Linked DNA regions of Homo sapiens: region 1 is linked to region 2. A link is an interaction called in ENCODE POLR2A ChIA-PET data of the cell type or tissue named here. Cell type or tissue: A673. All regions are shown on one strand. Links, peaks and the distances in the headings refer to the core of each region. The heading gives the core; the rest is flanking DNA.

Region 1 (8,896 bases), core at 656-8,655, 1.5 Mb after region 2:
AGTCTTACAAGCAAATATTATCATTTAAAATTTTTAGCAATGTTTTATTCAGGGCTAATAAATGTGGAACATAATTTATAATTAGCCACTCCCACATCCATTACAGACATCACTAATCAATCATGGAACATTTTTTTTCTACTAATTCCTATGGTAGCCTCATAATCCTTGCAAAGGATTCAAACAGCCCTTATTGTTCAACAGGAATTAGAATGAGAGTTAAAATGTATTTGTATCTCCTCTCTATGCCTTCATCAATACACAGCTAAGAAAATTTTAATAATTTCATGTAAGATGTTTGTAGACTATTCTATTTATGTTATAGTTATTTTAACAGCAGACTTCCATGCAAAATGTGGTCATATATATGTATATATGACCTCATTCCTTAGTTTTAGTTTTCAACCTCAAGAATCAAATTTGCTTCAACATAATACACATACAGAATTCTATAAATCACCAAAACCTAATACCTCAACCTCATATAATGTATCGACTTTAGCTCTTTGGATTCTATCAAGCTTCTTACAAAAAATCTCAGCTGAGGAAGTTGGTATTTGAATTGTTTCAACTTATGCTTATTTATTGTGGTAATTATAAATATTTTTAATTTTCTTATTCATTCTACAAATATTATTATTATTATTTGAGATGGAGTTTTGCTCTGTCGCCCAGGCAGGAGTGCAGTGGCACGATCTCGGCTCACTGCAACCTCCACCTCTCAGGTTCAAGCGATTCTCCTGCCTCAGCCTCCCAAGTAGCTTAGATTACGGGTGCGTGCCACCACACCTGGCTGACTTTTGTATTTTTAGTAGAGATGGGGTTTTACCATGTTGGCTAGACTAGTCTCAAACTCCTGACCTCAAGTGATCCACCCGCCTTGGCCTCCCAAAGTGCTGGGATTACAGGCATGAGCCACCGCGCCCAGCCCTAAAAATAATATTTTAACATCTAGTTTTTTTCCAAGTGAGAATCTAGAAAGCCACAACAATTTGCTAAGGAATTTGGTATTTATTCTGATTGCATGGGAGACTACCAAAAAAATTTAATTTCGGAAGAAATACTAATTTCTCAGATTAGATAGATCTTTCCTTAGATATGTAAGAGTGAGGAAGAAATGAGGTTGGGAGATGTTAACAAGGCTGAAAACAGATCAAATAGGAAATCATGGCTAAAATTCAGGCAGGATTTTATATAGGCCTGAATGAAGACAGAGGCACAGGAAATAGAAGTAAATGATTAAAATAAGTTAAAATAGTGGACACAGGAATTGAAAGAAAGGGAAGAATCTAAGACAAATCCTGGGCCTCTAATTTGAGTTGTTCTACGTACAATAAAGTTACATAGAAAGGAGTGTGGGAAAATGAGGTTGAACATCGCTCGTGTAGTGTATGAAAAGAAAATTCCAATTCAATTATGTCTACATACAAAAAAAAAAAGTAGAGAAAGAAATAGAAACCCTGGGAAAATGGATATTCAGAAGTGACTAATCCCACCTTTAGAGTATTGACAGTGAAGAGCCATCACTGATGTTATTCTAAAGATTAACTTATAAAGTATATAAATACTTTTGGATACTGAATTAATGAATAAATAAGAAAGCAGCTTCACATTCCTAAGGTTTTCAAAGTGGCACATAGACATAGATATTGAGAAACTAAACTTAGTTCAGTGTTCTCGTTATTCTGACAAACATGAAGATTGATTTATGCAATTGTCCAATTAATTAATCATTGAAAAGACTTTTATTGACCACCTCCGATGTACTGGCACTGTGTCAGAAAGATTTAATTTGGAAAAATTTGGTTAAAGCCCACAGAGGTTACTGTTTCATTCGGAGAATTATAACCCCTAAAACCATGTATACTAACTAATATTCTTCATAAAAAGTATAGGCTGGGCGCGGTGGCTCACGCCTGTAATCCCAGCACTTTGGGAGGCCTAGGTGGCTGGATCACGAGGTCAGGAGATTAAGACCATCCTGGCTAACACGTTGAAACCCTGTCTGTACTAAAAATACAAAAAATTAGCTGAACGTGGTGGCATGTGCCAGTAATCCCAGCTACTTGGGAGGCTGAGGCAGGAGAATCGCTTGAACCCAGGAGGTGGGAGTTGCAGTGAGCTGAGATCACACCTCTGCACTCCAGCATGGGTGACAGAGCGAGACTCCGTCTCGAAAAAAAAAACAAAAAACCTATAATTTTATATTTAATGGAAATCAAATTCAAGTTTGGAAAGAGAAACAAAAGCATTTTGCAGATGTGAAGAAATGATAGATGACATTATTTATCTTCTGTGAATTAATATGTTGAAATGCCAGTAGTAAACATCGAATACATTGGTTAATAGCAAGGAATCTACAGCCAGCTGCCCTACCCACATCTCAGCTCAACTGCTTTCTGTGCCTAGTTTCTCATCTGTTAAATGAGGATGACATCTACCTAAAGGCTTTTATGAGGACCAAATTGCAGATCACTTAGAAGGGTGTCTGGTAAAGATAAGTGCTATAACAGGTAAAAAAAAAAAAAAATGCATACTTGACAGTCTCTGGAGGCACTGTAAATATTCTAATGAATCCTGTGTGAATTTTAGCCGCTATTACCCTGCACACCTGCACTTGGAAGTCTTCCTAATACCACATCCCTTGGTTCTCACTTACCACTTTTGATGTTACGTTATTCTTACTTGAAAGCACATAAGCATGGCTCTTTCAGGACAATGGCTGAGCTTTTAACTGTGGCTCTTGGTCTCTCAGTTTAAAATTACTTTGGGACTGTGATTCCTTGAAATCAAATACAATTAGGTCTTATTCTCCTTCAAAATTTTATGGATATTATTCATTATTCTTGTTTCCCAAAGTCAACAACATAAGTCCCACAGGACTTAGCCCAGTAAGAAATCATTAGAAACTGTCCCAATAAGACACCAAAGAACCAGCATTCCCAAAACAACACACACAGGGTGAGCCTTTCAAAACATAAATCTCAACACTGCACAGAATCCAAAAGTGTCTTAAGTTCAGGACTTAGTGTTTTGTTTTGTGTTGCAGTGATTAGATGAATATATGTTCAATATAGTTAATTTAATATTTCAACCAGAGTTTTGTATTTCATTTGTATCTAGATTCCAGGAATAATTTGAAAGACAAGAACAAAATGTCTCAGAAGACGAAGTACTTCTCAATAGAAAAACAATTTACACTTAAGAACTTAGCAAAAAGTTACCATAACTCAGTACATTGCAAAACAAAAAGAACATTCTCTCATTCTCCTTGTTTCCTCACTTCACCTGTAATTGTTTGTGGTCCCCAGAGTTTTGTGTTGAGCTCTCCTTTCTTTCCCCTACTTTTATACTTTTTTCCTGAGCTATTTCTTCCATTTCTATTGTTTCAATCAATAAAACATAGCTAAGCTAATGTTCCCAGGTCCATATCTCTGGCTCTGGCTTCTCTCCTAGGCTCCGGAGCCACATACTAGTCACCAAAGTTCCATTAAAATCTTAAACCTACGAAGGCCAAAGCTAAACTTTTTTTCTCTCTGCCTCCTTCCTCCCATCTGTTTCCACTATCATATTATATTTTCTGTCTTACTGAAATACATGATATTTCAATTCATCAATGAAAGTAGAGACGTGATGATTGTCTTTTACCCTTACTTCCAATCAGTCACCAAATTCATTGTTCCAGTCCAACTTTCAGATCTGCAAGCATTAAACTGTTCATTCTCTTGCCACCAGAGCAGGGTCCATCCCTATTCCCCTGCCCAAAGCACATCTTTCTCTACCCTGTCACCAGGGCAATATTTCTAAGTTATAAATAGTCTCATTTTTCCTCTGGTAAAAATTTCTCAAAGCAATTTTACTTTACATTTAGCAAATAAGTCCCAGCTCCTAGGCATAGAGTTCACAACTTCCACAAACTGACCTCTGCCTATTTCTCCAGTCTTCTCTCTCATTATATGCTATGACAATTTTAACACAGGGATACGATAAATTCATTGATCATCCTTCCATTGAGAAGTGAGATCTTTGTGCTATCCACCCATCTCTTAGAGTCTGAGTGGGCTTGAAGCTGCTTTAACCACTAGAGCTACCATGTGAGAAGTATGATACCACTAAGGCTGCCATGCTGGAGTGGCCGTGTGAATTTCAGTTAAGCTGCTAGACCTGTGAGTGAAGAAGTCATCTTGGAAGTGGATTCTTTAACCACAGATATTCTGTCTCTCACCAGTTTGTGACATCCCCGCCATTCCATCCTTCTCCATTGCCTGCCCTGGACATAGTGGAACAAGGACAAGCCATTCTCTTTATGCCTCGTCTGATTCTTTGGCTTACAAAATCCATGAGCATCGTAAAATGGTTACTGTTTTGTGCCATTAGATTGTGGGATGCTTTTGTAAAGCAGCAATAGATACCCAGAACCCATTTCTACTTTAACTTTCTCCTCAGCCAAATAACTCATTTCCTGAATGTGAAATGGCATTTCCTTCGTCAGTCCCTTCATATGTGCCCTTCCCTCTAACTTTGATCACTGAGCAACTTGTGCTTTGTTGAATTAATTAACATGTCTATTAAGCCATCTGCTTAAATATTTAGGTACTCTATAAGATTGTGGGTGATTTGAAGAGGAACATCACTTTATCTTAGCCACATATCTGATGTATCTCTTGGCTCATGGTGAGGGCCAATTTATTTGTGGAAAGGTCACATATGAACTTTCAAATCACCAGTGGAAAAGAACACACGGCTCTAATGTAACATATAAAGGATCAATAGCAACAAATCATCTTTCATTAAGCCATATGTTATGCATTGACTCTGCCCAAGTAGACAGTGGCTGGTTCATCAAAACATAAAAATCAAGTAGAAAACAGTAATTTTTAAATAGATGTATTTGATATAAAAGTAGTTGAATAAACTATATTTATCAAAGCAAAACAGAATGTAAAGACAATCTTTGACATTACATCAGTTTTTATAACTCTTCATCTATATTAAGAAATTTTATAGAAAATCATTTTAGAATCATCCTTGTTTCTGGCCCTATCTATTTACCCTCAGTCTTGGAGTCACATAAACATATCACAAGAGAAGAAATCCCTATTCAGAATCCGTATATAGTGAGACATGTAGTACTCTTGATTCCCAAAGAAAGAAAAAAGCATGCCTAATTATGATATCACATTTGTTTCTTCTAAAAGCACCATTCACAAGGAAACAAAGAGGAATATAAAGAAACAAAACTCAGAGTATAAAATAAGGCATTTCTTGGGTTTGAGTTTTAGTAGGCAATTTTTACCTCCCAATTTTTTCTTCTATAATACAGTATTATGTTAAAAAGACAGAAATTATTTCCTTTCAAATTCACTGAAAATGGCTTGAGAAAAAAAATCGGGAATAAAGTACCCAAGATATACTATAATTAAATATATTTTTTAAAGTTTAATGCTAAGGAATTTTAGACAAAAGAACAAACTTTAAAGACAGTTAAATACATTCACTAAGGGTTTTTAAGACTGAGATAGATGGAAATAAATTTCTTTATGTGTCCTATGATTGCTTGGGATAGAAATGAAACCATATATTCAGAATTAAGATTTAAAGAGCTCCTTAAACCAAATTCTTTCTTTAGTATAAAGACTTCTGCAGGATCCTTGTGAACTGCTATAAAATGATAACTAACATGCTATTAGCACTAAGAAAGAGAGAGATATTTAGCCACTTCTGCAAATATATCTTTAGTACCTCAAAACTATATGTGGTCCTTAAAAAATATTAAAGGCATTTTGCAAAAAGTGTCCTCACTGCAGAGTATATCATAAAATACGTTCTCCTTTTGCTAAGAGTTCACTGAAAACAGTTATTGCCTAATCCATAAATAAGTCAGAAACAGCTTTTATCCACATGTGTTTCTTTTTAGTAACCGGGTGGCTGAAATATCATCTGAATTGCATTTGGGACAGGTTACTGTGATAACTTATCCTTTTAGTGAAATACGGTATGAAAATATGTTATAACCTCTGTCTTATCTTAAATTTCCACAGGCAGTTAATAAGGCCACCTGCATGGTCTGCTTTTGTGGGATCTCAAAACAGTAACTAAAGAGGGAGAGGCCTGTGTAAGATATTACAGCATCAAAGTCTCTTGCTCTTTTAGGAATGTCAAACTTCAAGATAAAGGAGAATTCAGGAAATGAGGCTCATATTTCTTTTACAATATCACCATAAATTAGATTTTCCACAATGCTGTTACTTACACATAGCTCAAAGTACTACGCTACAATGCTGTTCTGTGGATGTTTCCCATTTTCAATTTTTAGTTTGGAGTAAAATTACATCTCAATACATTCAGAGCTTCATTCCAAAAGTTCATTTGAATGCAACCACCTTAAAAAAATTGGAACTTGAATACTGGTAGAAAAAGTTATTTTGTCAAACTAAAAATTTAAACCAACTTAGGCAAAGACCACACAGATCAGTGAAAAATCAGATTATTTAATACTTCTAAATACTTAAAAAGCATTGTAGTCATCATAAAATATGTTAAATTATTTCTTAATACATATATTCAGGAAAATAACTTTTATTACATTTAAAAGATGAATATCTATAAAGTATGTGAAGATTTGTGAGAAAATCTAGTCTATCAAGTCCTTATAATTGGGCTGCTCTCCATTTAATGCAAAGAAAATATAATCATCAATACAATCATAATCAAACCAGCCCAATTGTCCCATAGAACTGACGTTTATGGTTTCTTTTGAATAAACATAGAAATTGACCCCTCCAGTCTTAAAACTTGAGAAACTTACGGTTGTCTTATCTGGGTTTTTTTCTTGGGAAACCAACCATCAGGCAACCCAAATAGTGTCAAGGAACTGAAACTTATCAGATAATTATATCTGGACAATAAGACGCCAAGCCCCTCATCTGTCATGATTGCTTAACTGACCACCTGCTTCCTGTTGACCAATTCCTCTTCCTTATCCCTCCCTCATTCCTGTTTTCCCACACATAGTTACATTTCTTCCTTGCCATATAAACCCCTAATTTTAGTTGGATTTGAGACTGGTATCCCTTCTCCTCAGCTGCAGCACCCAGTTAAAGCCTTTTTCTCTGGCAATACTCGTTCTCTCAGTAAGTGGCTTTCTGTGTAGCACACAGCAGGACCTAGACCAAATCTCTGGCATTTCAGTAACAATATTAGTAAGCAGTGACTGGGGTCACAAAACATCTCTGATGGGTGAGCGTTGTTCTAGAGCCTGCCACACAGCAGAAAGAGAAGGCTTTTTTTTTTTTTTCTTTTTTTTTTTTCGTTTCACATCTTATGAGACTGAGAGATCAGTCAGAAAGAGGGAGGCACTTGGGGTGGTCAGAAGTAGAAGCATAGAAAAGGGCACATAAAGAGGTGTATGTTGAAAGTGTGCCCTTGACTAATGGTTAAAGTCTCATAAGCAAGATAAGTTACTGAAACATGCAAATCCCCTAAATCTAATTCCATGCTCACCAAGTTATCTCCTGATTTTCCATGTAGACTTGGCTACAGAAAAATAATCTAATGATCATTCTGACATAATCATTATAGCTTTTTTATTTTTAGTGTATTTTTTTCTATATATATATTTCAGAGGAGGAATCTCTGTGACCAGGCTGGAATGTAGTGGTGCAATTATGGCTCACTGCAGCCTTGACGTCTTAGTTTCAAGCCATCCTCCCACCTCAACCTCCCAAGTAACCAGGACAGCAGGCACACACCACCACTTCTGGCTAACTTTTTTTTTTTTTTTTTGTATTGTATTTTTTGTAGAGAGTAGGTCTCACAGTGTTGACCAGGCTGGTCTGGAACTCCTGACCTCAGGTGATCTCCTGCCTTGGCCTCTCAAAGTTCTGGGATTACAGGCATGAGCTATCATGCCCAGACAATTATGATTTTTGAGACAGTTGCAGTTTTTATTATGTCAGTAATTTTTCAAATTTGAAATTTGAAAAATTATAAGTAATTTGAAAAATTACTGACTTATAATGGAAAAAAGGTCCATAATTATTAATATGTTTTCTAGTGAAAACTAACCTCAACATTTTGAGGCTGAAGCTCTGAATGTATTGAGATGTAATTTTACTCCATATTGAAAATTGTAATGAATACAGTCAATCGTTATTTTGTTTTATATCTTATTAGACTGAGAGATCAATCAGAAAGACAGGGGCATTTGGGATGGTCAGAAGTAGAAGCATAGAAAAGGGATTATGAAAAGTTAATAGTTACTGACTTTATTAATTATAATTTTAAAAATTTATTCAAAATTATAAATATTGACTTTATTAATCTGCTTTTTTATAAAGACTAACCTCAAAAAATTGAGATGAGGTTAGTTTTTAGTAGAAAACAGATGAATAAATTCAATAGCTATTGACTTTAATAAGTTTTGAAAATTTTTGAAAATTTTTAATAAATGTTAACTTTTTGATGTTAGTCTTTAGTAGAAAAGATTAATAAATAATTTCATATAGTATAAAATGGCAAATGAAATAATTACATATATAATCAGTGCTCTATTTGAGAAGAAAGTGGCTCATACATGTCAAATACGTAGTACCTGTGGTTAGAATCAAATTTCTAGTGTTTGATAGAAAATATCTAACTAGGCCGTCAAAATGTCCTGTTATAAAATTTTAAATAAATTAATCACAAATTAGTTATCATGAGTCACAGCTGTATTATAATAACACTTCACATCTTAAAAAATATTTCATAGGACAAATAATGGCTCACCATTGTTGTTATCTACATATTTATGGCAAAAAGTGTGTCTTAAGTTCTTAAATTAAGAGTTAATCTCATACTTTCAAATGTATTTATATTCTCACAGTTCTTTTGGAAAGATAAAAGACAATTATGA
Region 2 (8,896 bases), core at 72-8,071:
TAATCTGATTTTAAGGGTGGGGGGACAGCATGTTACAAAAAAATTAATATAGAATTAATATAGAATTTCAACTAATCATATGATTGTGAGCATAAAACATGATAGTATAGTGAAAAGTATGGTTAAAAAGTAGTAATAAAGATATTTTTTTCTCATCCATACGTTCTCTTAGTAAACATTTACTGAGTAACTACAATGTATCTGGCATTGATATCAAATGGAAATATCAGTTTAGGCTACACGGGATTTATTCAATGATTCCATCAGATTTTGAAAGTTTATTTGATGACTTCCTTTTCTGAATGATTGAACTGATGAAAGCAAACCTATACCATTATGGTATAAAATATATACTTTTTAAAAGCAAATTTCAGTTCTACTTCCTAAGTAATGAATTTACTTAGCAGAATATGTGATGGTTTCAATCTAGCAGCTGAGTGTAAAGGTAAGAGTTTAAAATAAATGGAATATGTAACATTTATTGCCAGAGTTGAAAGTAGCAGAAAATGTAATTATAAAAGCTAGGGCCAGATTAAGAACCAGCTGAGTTAGGGCCCTTTAGTGGACTTTATATGCTGGAGACTGGTTTATTATATTAATGAAATGAGAAATGTCATTGATATACAGCTTCAGAGCAGAGAAAACAATCACTTCTGCAAGTGGAATTTAGAATGTGAAATGCAACACATTGTCAATAAAACGGACAATCTTCCCTTGGAGTGATTCCATTGTGAAAGGAATTAACTATCCACTGGATAGTTTCTGGAACAAAGAAGAGGGCTATACTGATTCTTAGAGCTTGTTCTAAGCAAATTTATCAGGAAGCAATCATATTGTAATGAATGGGGTGGGGGACATGACACACAAAGGTAACAGAAGTTTTTAGAGTTTGATTATTCCACTTAGGAATGCATTGATTAGTAGCATTCAAGACAAAATATCCTTGTGAAGCCTTTGGATTAATGTTTCCAGCTGCATATGTAGTTTATTTCTACATTTGGGGGAGAAGGGCTTACATTCTCACATGCATTTGGAAATTAGCATATTTTGCTTCTTTCATAATACATTTCATAGGGATAGAGAAAGACAGAAGGACAGGCAGATTGTCTTATAACCTCAGGATAAGGCAAACTTAAGACCCTATTTTAGCATGTGAAATACTCAATTATTTTTTTCTAGAAAAAGGTGAAGACTAGAAAAGTTGCCTCCTATAAAAAAAGGAAAAAAAAAAGAACAAAGTGACTCAAGGAGCAGAGAAAGAGGGATACAGTCAAAGGAATGCTCATTATTTCCATGTCTAATGTATTCTATATTGGGCATAGTTTCTGTCTGTCCTGACAAAACGCTATTGCCTCTGAAATGCTGCCCCAGAAACCTAGCATGTGTCTTATTTTTAATGTGCTTCACTTTCAATATACCTGCATTTTCTGCAGTTTGTAGTTGAAAAGGATATTTATTTTAAAGGCATAGAATTGTAGCTCAATGGGAGTTTTCATCTCAATGCCTTGCTTTATATTTATTTTGTGGAATTAAAAAAATTAAATGCCAGGAGGTGTTAGTTTCCATAGGAATAAGGTCTTAGAACTCAAAAAAGTTCACTGAATAAATATTGCAAAATAAATCGTTGGAAAAAATTGATGTCTTGAGGGTTTGTGAGTGGGTCCAAAGCAGGGGGCCCGCTGGTTCAGGCTAGTGAAAAAGTTATTGGGAACAGGGAACCAGTGTCCTCTGCATTTACTTATGTAACAGATGTTGAAAGTAAATAAGTATGTATAATTTGACACCATGTGAAAATTTATATGATAAAGGTTGTATTTAAAACTATCAACCAATACAAAGATGGTAGAGTTATTGGTTATTTTTGGTCATTTAAGACTGCCCTATACTACAGAGTAGCTACCAGCCACATCTAGCTATATCAATTTAAATTTAAATACATGGAAGTTAAATAACGTTCCTTGGTCAAATTAGTGACTGAGGTGCTCATTGGCCAGCTGTGGCTATCATATTATTGGACAGCATGGATGATAGAATATTTCAATCATCACAAAGTTCTATTAGACAGCACTGATTTATATACTGATTTAATCTTATTGTTAGATCTATTTTCTAATAAAATGTTAACTTGAAAAAGAGAGGACATTAGCATGTGAATAATAATGATGATGATGACAGGACCATTTACTGTGTGTTCCTATGTATTGGGCGCTGTTCCAAGTGCTTTTATATGCATAATGTCACTTTGACAAGGACTGTTATCATTCTTATTTTACATGTAAAGAAATTCTAAGCCTCAGTTTTTTCACATATAAAATTAGGATAATAACAATAGTACTTTTCTCATAAAGTTCTTCTAAGTATGAAATGAGATTACATACATAAAGTGGTTAACTTGGACCTAGGCATAATATATATATATATATATATATATATATATATATATATATATATGTCTTTGGATTAATGTTTCCATGAAGAAAGCTAACATAATAGCTATACTTATTTTATATATGTATATATTATATAGCTATACTTATTATATATATAAAATATATATTTTATATATATAAAATAAGTGTAGCTATTATATTAGCTTTCTTCTTGGAATAAAGCTGTGATTAATTCATAAGATACTGTCTTCTAAGAATAGATTAAAGGTAAATGAAGACACAATTTGGCATATTAAGAGTGGTATGGCACTATTCACAACAGCCAACATACAGAATTAACCTAGGTGTCCAACAACAGATGAATGGATAAATAAAATGTGGTACATATACACAATGGAATACTATTCGGCCATAAAAAAGAATGAATCCTGTCATTTGTGGCAATGGATGGAACTGGCAGACATTATGTTAAGTGAAATAAGCCAGGAACAGAAAGTAAACACTGTATGTTCTTACTCATGTGGAAGCTAAAGAAAAGTTGATATCATAGAAATAAAAGGTAGAACAAAGGATACTAAAGACTGGGAAGGGGAAGGTAGGGAGAGATTTGTTTAAGGATATAAAATCACAGCTACATAGGAGGAATGAATTCTAGTGTTCTGTACCACTACAGGATGGCTATAGTTAACAATAACATATGATATAATTTCAAATAGCTACAAGTAGGATATTGACTGTTCCCAAGACAAACAAATGATAAATGTTTGAGATGATAAATATGCTAACTACTCTGATTTGATTACAATACATTATATATATGAAAACATTACTATGTGCCCCATGAATATGTACAACTACTATTTGGCAATTAAAATAAATAAAATAAAATAAATAAAGAGTATTTGTTATTCTGGACCTTTAGAAGGTTCTTTGTTGTAGGTTTGATGTCTGCTCTTTGTTTTTCCTTCAAGTTATGGGCAAACTTGTGTATCACTGAAAATATACACCTGCGCCAATTATTTAATAAAATGTAAAAATAGTGTTGCTTTATGCAGTTTGACTCTCTGATGCCCATTAAAGATTTGCAAGAAATGGCCCAAAATTATTGGATATTATCTTTAGATTCTTATAGGCTAACTATGGAGATGGGGTGAGAAAATGTAAATATTTTCAAAAACCCCTAAATGATAAGATTGCATGTTATCATTGTGGCTACATATAGCAACTTAATATGAACATATTAACTACAAGGATATTTAATAGAATATTTCCCTTCATAATTATTGTCTGGCATATTAAGGCTCCATTTTTAATAAAATAGCCATCCATTCCAACTCAGACACAGGAAGCTGGATTTAAATAATTGAAAACACAACTTAGCCTAATTTTTCTATTGTTAATCATCTTTTAATAAAGACTCAATATGCTGCATATTTAGCATCAACCAAAAATATTTCTCTTATCACTATTTTTTGCTCTAAAGATCTCATGGGGAGACTTATTTATGGCCTGGGAGTAAATAGTGAAAGCTCATAGTTTTCTCTGGGCTTTTTAACTTTTATAGATGCACTTTTTGAGTTAGCAGAGTTGTTCTGTTGATTTTCTTTTTCCTACTTTATTTCTGCTCAACACAGTGCCAGCTGTTTTGGGCTGATGAGTCAGCACATCCTGTGCTGTATATTTTATCCTTCCTGATGTAGCTCAAGCATCAAATGTGCATGGGGAGAAAGAATGGCAGTTCTAATGAAGGCATGTGCACTGATAACTTACAAGGTCTGTGTGTATAATTTATGTGGTCTGAAGGAATGAAATTGAGTGGGAAGACAAAGTTATGTTTGACATTACCTGGATTTGTTCAAAAGGTACTTCAAAGCTGAATGACTCATTGTAGTAGGGGTTAAGTGTGTTCTTTTTAATTGTTGTCTTTTTCTTCTTCAGCCTCTTACCATTCTGCATCAGATGAATCTTCACATAAGGATCTGAATGAAAAACAGGAAACAAACTTTAGGAGATCAGAGACACATATTTTAGATTATAAGTTAGCTTATAAAAGAACTATTTCCCACAGGTAAATAATTATATAGCATGTATTTAATATTTTTTAAATTCAATACTTTTTTATTGAAATATTTTAAATAACCTATGGGCATGATTTTGCATGATAGCTCAATATTTATAGTTTGATTTAGAAGATGAGAGTAGAGGTATGCTGGTAAACCAGCTCTTTGTGGGAATAAAAAGTCTTAACATGCAGCATTTCCCTATGTCTATGGTATATATATACCCCAACCAAGGCCAATGTCAAGCCACTAAGCTTAACAATTGGCTTGCAAAATCCCTGAAAAATTAACCGTTCACTCTTGTGAGCTGGCAAAGGGCTTGCCTGCAGCACAACACTGTATGGGAATAAAACACTTAACAGAGAGAGGACAAAGGAGCCATTTCATTCATTCATTTATTCATTTACTCCATCAATATTAGTTGAGTATCTATGATGTGACAGGCACTGTTAGGCCCTAGGAATATAGCCTCAACACAACAGACTATCCCTGTCTTCACAATGAAACTTCAGACTGTGGGGGAAAATAGACTAAGTTTATATAGAAACAAAAGACATGAAACTACAAGTTGACAAGAGTGCTCTGTAAGAGAAAAGCAGAATAGAGATAATATAGGAAATACCAAGGATGATATGGTGAGTAGTAAAGTAGGAAGGGAATTTAGGTTTTAGATTGCTCTGTTAAGGCATCTATGGAATTAACATTTAAGCTGAGATGTGAAGGTTGAAGGGTGAGATGAGGCCAACTGAGCCTAAATATTCCTAGGTGGAGAAGAACTTCAAGTGTTCGAGGAAAAGAGAAGAGACCGGTACACACTGAAGTAATGGGAAAAGGAGCATAAAGATCCCCTGAGCAGGTTCCCTAAAGCCCCATTAGGCAAAGATTAATAAGTCACTGGAGAGGCAAGACAATTCCCATTTACAGCTCCCATTACTAATGGATGAATGTTGTACCTTCAGGTCACTAGAAACCAATGCTCACGGTTGAAAGGAAAATCTCTACTGTTTTTCTTAAACATTTTTTCATTTCATATTGTAATGCATGTTCATTATAGAAAAAATATCAGAAAGCAATGATGACCAAAAAGAAAAAAAAATTTAAATCTAGGATTTTACTTCCCTAAAATAACTACTGCGAAGCCTTTCAAATTTTCTTTCCTCTCTCTCGGAACATGTAGAGCTAGGAGAAACTTTCCAGATGATCTAGTCTAATGCCCACCTATTTTTAGAAGAGAAAACTGCAGATGAAAAAAGGGTATTTTTATCACCCTCTCCCTATCCCCAGTAGAACATAATTCCTAAGGGACAGACACTTTGTCTGTCATATTCACTATTTGAATTTGCTAAAACAGTGCCTGGCACATATTCAATTTTTGTTGAATAAGTGGAACTTATTTAGGGCCTCAGCCTGGGTCTTGTGACTCCCAGTCCTGACTTTTTCCCACTACCCCAGAGACTGCATTACTAGGATATATGTTGTTAGGAGATTTTTTTAAATGTTACATCCAGTCCAGGAGATCATAATGAAGATTTTCATCAAAATTAAGAATATCTTTAAAAACCAGGCCTAGAGATGTAAAACCAACTCCACAAACTAAAGAGTTGGTCAGTTAAAAAAAAATCCACTGTAAACAGTTGTAAATGGAAGCAAAAAATGTCACTGATAATCCATGTTACTGTTCACAGCCAATGTTGATTTTTGGTTCAGAGACCTTGTGTGTTTTGTAAAGTTCCCTAGCTCCCCCATCCAACGCCTTGCAATTTTATAAAGCTAGTCATGTCGCCAGTTGTTCTTTGGGACTGATGAAATACATGTATATACTATATATGCCTCCTGTGTTCATGTGTTGAAACTTTGTCAACCTAAGTGAGGCATAGGTTTTCTCAAGAGAAGCACTCTGAGTATCTTGATTCATTTAACACAATAAGTGATAAGAAAAAACCTTGCACATCTGCCATTTCAGTAAGCAAATTAAAACCCAACAAGATAGTTTCAGATTTTGCTAAGAGCTCTGACATGATGTTATTAATGCCTTGGGGAGAATAGGGTAATTTAAAAAAGGTTGATCAGGAAAGTCCTCATTGAGAAGGCAACATTTTAGCCAAGAACTGAAAGACAAGAAAGAACCAGTCATTTGGCTGTATGGTGATGCTTGTACCAGCCAGAAGGAGCAGTACCTGCAAAGGCCCTAAGTTGCACCTCCTTCTGCATGTTTGAGAAACAATGAAGGCAGGGGGAAGAGAGGTAGACGGTGAGGTCAAAGCGTTAACTTAGGACCTGCTGATCTGTTGCTTTTGTAAGCAGAGGCTGTCAGTTCTGATGACTCAGATGTATTCTACTATTTCATGATACATAAAAAAGAGAACAGAGGGTTGGGGGCTGGGTGCAGTGGCTCATACCTGTAATCCCAGCGCTTTGGGAGGCCGAGGCAGGTAGATCACCTGAGGTTAGGAGTTTGAGACCAGCCTGACTAACATGGTGAGACCCCATCTCTACCAAAAATACAAAAATTAGCCAGGCGTGGTGGTGCACACCTGTGATCCCAGCTACTCCAAAGGTGAGGCAGGAGAATTGCTTGAACCAGGGAGACGGAGGTTGCAGTGAGCCAAGATCACACCACTGCACTCCAGCCTGGGCAACAGAGGCAGAATCTCACAACAACAACAACAACAGCAGCAGCAGCAACAACAACAACAACAACAACAAAACAGGGCTGAAAGCGGAGCAGGTTTGGAACTGCTATAAACGGGAAGTCTCGGTCTTTGCCTTCGCAGATTGACCCTGATACAGGTACCAAAGCACTTACGTTGCAGGCAAAATTCCCAACTTAGTCAAAACAAAAGCTGGAAGAAACTTAGGGTTCTTTATCAGCTTTTGTGCCTCGATAAGCCTAGACTATATGTTATGTACCTGGGATGGGCACATTTGAGCATCTTCTTAGCCCAACAATCTGAAGTCTTAGATTGAGTCTCCATTTTCTCCAGTCTTGATTGCCAAGGAACTAAGTGTCTTCTAGTTCTTTCACTGTATTGAAGTCTCGTCCTGAACTTGGGTCCCTTTAGCGATATCCCTAATCTCTTGCTTAGCTTGTTCGTAACTTTTTCTGAGATCTAGACCTTGCTCCTATATCCTCAGCTACTGGTTGAGTTCTCTAAATGGAAATACACCTGCCTATGAGTCACATTTGTGCTTTAAGAATACAATTTTAAAAATTCTAAAGCAAAGATTACCTCTCCTACAAAATAGGCCTCTGGATAATTGAATTTGTTCTGTTTTAGGGGTTGTTCTGCAAAGCGAAATCCTTGTCAGTCTCTTGGTGGCTTAGAAGTCCTTGTGATTGCATAATAAAACACAATTTTATGGAAATAATAAAATAAGATGTAATGAAACTCACAAATGTTGCTCTTGCTTTTCCTGAGTACAGCTGCTGGACAACATGCATAGCATCTAAACATTCACTAGGTTTTCTGAAACATGTAAATAGCATAGGAAACCTGCAACCAAAAAATTGGGCTACTGTCTCTAGGCACTCTATATCTCTGTAACTGTATGGATTCATTCTGTTCCCCAAAACAGGAACTCATGTATGGATTCATTCTGTTCCCCAAAACAAGAACTCATGGAAACCTTCATCATCTAAATACTGACACCCCGTCTTCAATGTCATTTAGATAATCCTTCTTGCCAATGAAATAGATGCAAGACATGGGACACTTCACTTCTTTTGTTTAACTTATCTTAAAAAAGTAGTTGAGTCTCTCTCTCTCTTTTTTTGAGATGGAGTCTCGCTCTTTCACCCAGGCTGGAGTGCAGTGGCACAGTCTTGGCTCACTGCAACCTCTGCCTCCCAGGTTCAAGCGATTCTCCCTCCTCAGCCTCCCAAGTAGCTGGGATTACAGGCACATGCCCAGCTAATTTTTGTATTTTTAGTAGAGACGGGGTTTCACCATGTTGGCCAGGCTGGTCTTGAGCTCCTGACCTCAGGTGATCCACCTGTCTTGGACTCTTAAAATGCTGGGATTACAGAAGTGAGCCATTGTGCCCAGCCAGAAAGGCTGATTTTTTTTTTTTTTAAAGAATTCAAGCCAGTCTATCCTGACTCCAAACCTGCTGCTCTTTGTGATATGTCAGAGAGACAATTTAGTACAGTGTTTACAAGTACAGACTCTAGAGCCAACCTAACTTGGATCTTGGCTCTGCTTTTTTCTAGCTGTGTGGTCTTGGAGAAGTTATTTCACCTCTTTGTGGCATAACTCCCTCAACTGTAAAGTAGTGAAAATGATAATGCCTAGCTCATAAAGTTGTTAAAATTAAATTGAGTTACCACATGGAAAGTGATTCAAAGTGTGGCTGGCACATTTCATTGTTAATTATTACTATGGTTTTATGAGAGGGCTAACATCTAAGTCAGCATCTGTGAATCAGACTCTCCTTCAACTCACTTTG

What was found. Peaks named below come from ENCODE experiments on the same cell type or tissue, not always from the same donor. Only the 100,000 strongest peaks of a DNase experiment are listed, where the experiment ranks them.
Region 1: POLR2A ChIA-PET joins it to region 2 with 6 read pairs; 1 of 35 experiments calls an interaction of 5 or more read pairs at or near these places.

Annotation. Positions count from the first base shown.
Region 1 is chr12:77,978,114-77,987,009 of GRCh38, reverse strand. The region is part of intron 5 of NAV3 (neuron navigator 3); the gene reads right to left. Among named protein-coding and RNA genes, the nearest start is that of NAV3, 150 kb to the right of the region's middle. RefSeq lists an enhancer at 4,272-4,833. In A673, for the core only: no CTCF peak of the experiment used is centred there; a DNase peak (open chromatin) is centred at 4,469; H3K4me3 peaks cover 285 bases; H3K27ac peaks cover 886 bases.
Region 2 is chr12:79,439,546-79,448,441 of GRCh38, reverse strand. It overlaps SYT1 (synaptotagmin 1), which reads right to left. Exons shown (of 11, transcript NM_005639.3): 10 at 4,236-4,369. Among named protein-coding and RNA genes, the nearest start is that of MIR1252, 25 kb to the right of the region's middle. In A673, for the core only: no CTCF peak of the experiment used is centred there; a DNase peak (open chromatin) is centred at 4,061.